Linked DNA regions of Homo sapiens: region 1 is linked to region 2. A link is a contact called in ENCODE Hi-C or POLR2A ChIA-PET data. All regions are on one chromosome and are shown on one strand. The core of a region is the stretch at or near the end of the contact, and the rest is flanking DNA. Distances in the headings are between cores, read along the strand shown. Region 1 overlaps FOXK1 (forkhead box K1). Region 2 overlaps TNRC18 (trinucleotide repeat containing 18).

Evidence for each region. Hi-C counts contacts between places; a loop is a spot of excess contacts on that map. ChIA-PET counts read pairs that join two places held with the same protein, here RNA polymerase II (POLR2A). Pooled maps may share reads with other maps.
Region 1: a loop to region 2 is called in a pooled map, with 4 times the contacts of the local background. The contact joins two enhancer-like sites. A Hi-C loop is called at or near these places in 2 of 50 pooled maps. POLR2A ChIA-PET finds 5 or more read pairs at or near these places in 2 of 52 experiments (H1 and OCI-LY7).

Annotation. Positions count from the first base shown.
Region 1 is chr7:4,711,478-4,714,886 of GRCh38, reverse strand. All of the region lies in intron 1 of FOXK1 (forkhead box K1), which reads right to left. Among named protein-coding and RNA genes, the nearest start is that of FOXK1, 31 kb to the right of the region's middle. RefSeq lists an enhancer at 3,087-3,409. Within about 2 kb of position 2,071, at least 11 of the 41 ENCODE cell types and tissues checked have a DNase peak (open chromatin) inside an H3K27ac peak, as active enhancers do.
Region 2 is chr7:5,395,191-5,398,667 of GRCh38, reverse strand. All of the region lies in intron 2 of TNRC18 (trinucleotide repeat containing 18), which reads left to right. Among named protein-coding and RNA genes, the nearest start is that of TNRC18-AS1, 22 kb to the left of the region's middle. RefSeq lists an enhancer at 667-1,036. Within about 2 kb of position 1,352, at least 37 of the 41 ENCODE cell types and tissues checked have a DNase peak (open chromatin) inside an H3K27ac peak, as active enhancers do.

The DNA of each region.
Region 1 (3,409 bases), core at 822-3,321, 680 kb after region 2:
CTCTCTGGAGAAATCGGACTCAGGTGGACAAAACATCTGGGTTTTATGCCCTTCCTTTGCAAGACGCTGGGAACTGATTCTCTAAGGAGGGAAACTGAGATGAGAGAGAGGAAAAAAAACCAAAACAAAATTTTTAACCGCATACCTTTTGAGTTTTGAACCGCGGGAATGTAACGCCTACTTAGAAAATACGTAAGCCAAAATCCTTAAGATGAGCCTTGAAAAAACAAAGCAAAGCAAGCACGCACTCCTACTTTGACACACAAAAGTAATGTCTTTAAACCTAAACTTTTCCTTTCAAAGTGAAAAGAGGGGCCAGGCTGGTGGCTCACGCCCGTAATCCCAACACTCTGGGAGGCGGAGGTGGGCGGATAGCTTGAGCTCAGGAGTTGGAGACCAGCTTGGGCAATGTGGCGAAACCCGGTCTCTACTAAACAAAAATTAGCCGGGCATGGGGGCACACGCCTGTAATCCCAGCTACTCGGGAGGCTGAGGCAAGAGAATCACTTGAACCCCAGAAGTGGAGGCTGCAGTGAGCTGAGATCGCGCCATTGCACTCCAGCCTGGGTGACACAGCGAGACTGTCTCAACAAACAAACAGACACACACAGTGAAAATAGGGTCAACATGAAAAGATGATCTCTGTTCTCTCCTTGTTCTGTCTTGTAAAGGTGACAAGATTTGGGAGTTACGGGCCAGTTTTCAGGGCTCAAAAATAGACAACTTTAAAAACCATCTTAAAGATGGGTAAGAAATCAAGAGGCTGGGCACAGTGGCTGACATCTGTAATCCCAGCACTCTGGGAAGCTGAGGTGGGTGGATCACCCGAGGTCAGGAGTTCAAGACCAGCCTGACCAACACAGTGAAACCTCGTCTCTACTAAATACAAAAAATTAGCCGGACGTGGTGGCGCATGCTTGTAATCCCAGCTACTTGGGAGGCTGAGGCAGGAGAAATCACGTGAACTCGGGAGGTGGAGGTTGCAGTGAGCCAAGACTACGCCACTGCACTCCAGCCTGGGCAACAAGAGCAAAACTCTGTCTCCAAAAAAAGAAAAGAAAAAAAGAAAAAAAGAAAAAACTCAAAAGAAAACACGGGGCTGGGTGCGGTGGCTCACGCCTGTAATCCCAACACTTTGAGCGGCCAAGGCGGGCAGATCACGAGGTCAGGAGTCGGAGACCAGCCTGACCAACACAGTGAAACCCTGTCTCTACTAACATTACAAAAATTAGCTGGGCGTGGTGGCACGTGCTTGTAATCCCAGCAACTCGGGAGGCTAAGGCAGGAGAATCACTTGCACCCAGGAGGGGGAGGTTGTGGTGAGCCGAGATCGCGCCACTGCACTCCAGCCTGGCGACAGAGCAAGACTCCGCCTCAAAAAAAAAACAAAAAAAAAAACACGGTGGTTATGCAAATTCTCTTGTTTAGGGAGCTGACCTCGCAGGGCTTTCCCGGCCCAGAAGCTGCAGTGGCTGCACCGTGGTCTAATTCTTTCTCTGCCTTCGTTTTTTCCGCGACACCAAGCCCAGTGAGCGGGAATCCCAGTGAGCGGGAATCTCAGTGAGCGGGAATCCCAGCCCGCCCCAACCCCAGAGCCTAGCTTGGGGCCTGGCACAGAGCACTGTTACGATCAGTACAGAAAAGAAATAATAATTTTCAACGACTTTAAAATTACACAATGGGCTGTGACCACAGCTATGAACTTTGTTGACTATTTCAAAATGTAAGTAACTAGCAAATTAATAGGGCAGGAAAAGAATTCTTTTTTCAAGCCACAAATGTACTTGGATTAAATGACCTGAACCAAAGTTATCTATGAGCTCCAGATGTGGAGTTATCGGCCTAAGGGGGCCAGGAAGAAGGCATGCCCCCTTTGCTGGCACTGGTCATTATCGCCCCTCTTTAATGTATTTTAAAAATGAAATCTCGTTTGGAGTTCTGCAGAAGTCACAGAGCTCTGAGCACGATTTAAAAATAAATGTCACCTCTTGTCAACTGGAAATAAACAGAACAGAGAGCAATGATTCATCCCCTACCACTCCATCCTCATCACGCCGCTGTGTGTCAATAAACCCTGCCCTGGCTGTTTGAGCAGTATTTAATCATAAACGGATTTGAACACACTCTGCAGCATAAACAGAACCAAGTATCTCCTATCTGAGAGGGCAACAGATGAGCGAGGTAAGAGGATCGGAAACCCTTGAGGTGTAAAATGAGAAGCCTGATCGCTGGTACACTTAAAGACAAACATGACCAGTCTTTTCGAGACTGCAATAATACACCCAGAATTCAGAGAGCGGTGGTTTGATTCTAACAACTCTCCGTGTTCCTTCTCAAATAAGCGCGCGGGGCAGGACAAATGGGTTCAGCTGCCTCTGAGAAGTGTTTATGCCTTGATGGTAAATAATCAGACTGAAACTAACACGTCTCCTTTCCCTTCTCAATTATGATGACGTAAGGCGAAAGGCGTCTGAATGCGGAGCCTTCACTCCAAGGAACGGTCAATCCTCAGTTGGGGTTCTTCAAGACCACCGGCAATCAATACCAATTTACAGCCCTTTTTACATTCCCTTTAAAGCAGCCGCATTTATGGAGACAGGAACCAAGTGCCGGAGTAAATCGTTTCCAAGTCCATTACTGCACCGAGGCGGGAGATGCTCTTGGTGAAGTCTGACACGTCGAACGTCTCACCCCAGGGAGGCGACCATCGGGGAAGGGAAACGATGCTTGGATTTCATCTCAACCCTACTCCCCATCTTATGGTATAAAGGCAAATAAGCTGTCACAATTAGATGATGGATAAAAAGTGAGAGACTGATAAAAAAAAAAAAGCACAGATGATCCACCTCTGAATATCAAAGAATCTGAACTTCCAGCTTCGGACTTGGTGGGCTCTGTGACCTGCCGCGTCCTCCCTCCTGCTCGGCGGCACCTGCCCTCTGCCCCTCCCCCGGAGTCCCTGCCCCATCTCAACCTTGAGTCATAGTCCATCAAGTTCTGCCTCAGCTCCAGGCCCAGCTCACAGGTCCCCCGCCTTGACACCGGCCGGCCGCAATCTTTTCTCTCTGACCTTGCGTTGCTTCTCTACGGTCCGTGGCATCTGCCCTGGAGGCACTACGTTGCCGACTTGTGGCTGAGCCCAGCCTGGTGGGTGACACAGAGCTGGCCTCCTGACAAGACACGGCAGCACCACTGCCCACCCCTTATGGGTGATGCAGATACGAGAGGGTATGACGCCCTTAGTAATTATTCTCACTACCGCCCATCCACACAATGCCGAGGAGTGGCACTCTTGAGACCCACTCTGATCTCCCCATCCAACTGCTCTAGGAGCTTCTGCCAGTTCTCCAGTGGCCATGGGATGGGGCACACCTCTTCACACTCTTCACTTGCCAAGACGTCTGAGGGC
Region 2 (3,477 bases), core at 103-2,602:
ACAGCCTGGGTGAACAGAGAGAGACCCTGTCTTTAAAAAAAAGAAAAGAGGCCGGGCACGGTGGCTCATGCCTGTAATCCCAGCACTTTGGGAGGCCAAGGCAGGAGGATTGCTTGAGGCCTGCAGTTTGAGACCAGCCTGGGCAACATCGCAAGACCTCATCTCTGCAAAAAAGAAAAAGAAAAAAATTAGCTGGGTGGCCAGGCACGGTGGCTCACGCCTGTAATCCCAGCACTTTGGGAGGATGAGGCGGGTGGATCACCTGAGGTTGGGAGTTCGAGACCAGCCTGACCAACATTGAGAAACCTCATCTTTACTAAAAATACAAAATTAGCCAGGCGTCGTGGGGTATACCTGTAATCCCAGCTACTTGGGAGGCTGAGGCAGGAGAAACACTTGAACCCGGGTGGCGGAAGGTGCGGTGAGCCGAGATCGCGCCATTGCACTCCACCCTGGGCAACAAGAGCGAAACTCCCATCTCAAAAAAAAAAAAATTTTTTTTTGCTGGGCCTGATGATGTGTGCCTGTGGTCCCAGCTACCCAAGAGGCTGAGGCTGGAGGATTGATTGAGCTCAGGAGTTGGAGGCTGCAGCGAGCTATGATCGAGCCACTGCACTGCAGCCTGGGTGAATTGAACAGAGTGAGACCCTGTCTCTAAAAAAAGAAACAACACTCGTGCAATTGGGTAATCCCAAATAGAAGTATGTCCTGGGTGGCAGGTCACAGGTGGCAGGTTCCAGCCACTGTGATATGGCAGGAAGTAAGGAAGATAGTCCCCGCCCTCAAGGAGGGAACTGTCTCTCGGGGAAGACAGAGGCATGAAATCCACAAGGAGGCTGGCAGATCTGTTTCCGAGGGGTTGTGGGTGGTCACAGGTCACTTGGGGCCTGCTTGGGTCGTGTGGCTGTTGGAGGCTTCTCTGGGGCCCAGGGAGACCCGAGGTGGGAGTGAAGGAGGAGCATTCTAGGAGGCCTGGGAGTTCGTGCCTGACGGGCCAGGCGGGAAAGGGGCAGGCTCCTGACGTGACCAGGGAGAAGTTTGTTTGTTCTGGAGAGTGAGGTGAGGGGGGTGGCACGCTGGCCTCATCGCCATAGCTGAGTGGGGATTGTGTGTCCATTTTACAGAGTGGCAGACTGAGGCACTGAGAACGGCACTGCCTTGCTGGGGATGCTGGGGGTTCCCGGCTGCCCCGCCCAGCCTGGGAGGAGGGGCTTTGGGTGCCATTGAGCCCTGTGGTGGGCAGGAGCCGTTGGCTGGCATCCGGGCCTGGGTGCTGCTGGGCGGGTTTCACAAGCCCGGGCAGGGGCCGGCCTGGGCCATTAGGCTTCCGTGCAGCCTGCGGCAGGAAGAGCTGGCGGCTGATGTAAGCTCTTGCGCAAACCCTGGCTGCTGGCTTCCGGAGCCTTCTACCCACCCGCCTGCCACAGCAAGGCGGAAGCCCGGGGCTCAGCAGGGCTTGGAGGCCCTGCTGCCCCGGCTTGGGCCGCATGGATGAACTGACTGGCCACCGAGGCCCCGGGGCCCGAGGGCTTGGCGCTGGAGTCCGGTGAGGGGGCTGGGCCTGGCTGGACTGGAGTGTTGGGGGCCGGACACGGGGTGGTGGTGATGGCGTGTGGCCCGAGGGCACCCCTTGCTGCTCTGCCCACTCCTGTCTTTGGGGCCCAAGGTGGAGGCCCTGCCCTTCTTTGCCTCAGTTTCCCCACATGTACCCCAAAGAAGATGGGTTGGATATTCTGGGATCCTGTGCCCCTGGGAGGCGGTCAGTGAGCACTTGTATACAGGCCCTTTATTGGGGAGAAGGGAGGCACTGGGGACTCAGAGGCTGGACTGGGATCTGTGAGCTCCCACAGGCTGGACCGGGGCCATCTAGGAGCCCACATCTCCTGCAAAGCCACATAACTTATCCATGCCCCCTGTAAACAGTGCTCACAACACAGGGCCTTAAAGGAGGTAGCTCTAGGGTACACACGGAATCCCTCCGCTGGGGGCTGGCCAGTGGTAGCACCCAGCTGGAGGTGCTTTGCTGCCACCTCCTGAGGGTGTTGCTGGGAGGATTTGAAATCAGCTGCACGGTGCCTGGTGCATTCCAGCTTTTAGCGAATGGGTGCCATGGCTGGTTATTGTTATTATTTATATTTTGAGTCCAGGTCTTGTTCTGTCGCCTGGATTGGAGTGCAGTGTTGTAATTGCAGTCACAGCTCACTGCAGTCTCCCAGCTCCTGGGCTCAACCCATCCTCTCGCCTCAGCCTCCAGAGACTATAGGCGAGAGCCACCTTGCCCGGCCTGTTGTCATTATTTATCATTATATTGTTTTTTTTTGAGACGGAGTCTCACTCTGTTGCCCAGGCGGGAGTGCAGTGGCACGATCTCAGCTCACTGCAACCTCCACCTCCTGGGTTCAAGTGATTCTCCTGCCTCAGCCTCCCGAGTAGCTAAAATTACAGGTGCCTGCCACCACGCCCAGCTAATTTTTTGCATTTTTTTTTTTTTTTTTTTGAGACAGAGTCTCTCTCTGTCGCCCAGGCTGGAGTGCAGTGGAGCGATCTCGGCTCACTGCAACCTCCGCCTCCGGGCTTCAAGTGATTCTCCTGCCTCAGCCTCCCGAGTAGCTAAAATTACAGGTGCCCGCCACCACGCCCAGCTAATTTTTAGCATTTTTTTTTTTTTTTTGAGACGGAGTCTCTCTCTGTCGCCCAGGCTGGAGTGCAGTGGAGCGATCTCAGCTCACTGCAACCTCCGCCTCCCAGCTTCAAGCGATTCTCCTGCCTCAGCCTCCCGTGTAGCTGGGACTACAGGTGCCCGCCACCACATCCAGCTAATTTTTTGTATTTGTCTTTTTAGTAGGGGCGGGGTTTCACCATGTTGGTGAGGCTGGTCTCTAACTCCTGACCTTGTGATTCGCCTGCCTTGGCCTCCCAGAGTGCTGGGATTATAGGCTTGAGCCACCGTGTTCGGCCTCATTATATTGTCATTGTGGTTAAACACATGCTTCCTTCCCTATCATTCCCGAAGGGAGGCATGTTTATCTCCATTTTGTTGATGTGCAAACCGAGACCTGGTAAGGGAAGCCCCGTGCGCCAGGGCCTGCATGCTTCTCTCTGACCTGTGACCCAGAGGCCTGCCAGGGTCTTCCCTTAGAGGGGATGGCGTTTGGGGCTCGTGGGACAGAGCCCCTGGGTGGCAGCTGGGAGGCACCCTGTCCGATGTGGGCCTGGCCACGTGGGGCATGGCGGGGCTGGCTGTGGCTTCCACCCAGGCCCTGCTGATTTCCATCATGTTTCTGAGCAGCAGTCTGCCCCGTGGCCCCTATTGGCAGTGACCCCGGGGTGGGGCCTGCTGTCTGGAGGGGTTGCCCTCCACGGGGCTCCCTTAGCGGCCCCCACGCCTGCCGCTCCATTCATCACGGATTCATTCCCTAAGCCACTGTGGCTCGGTGGTGCCAGCCATGGGCTGGGGGACACCCTGCAGGGCTGCAT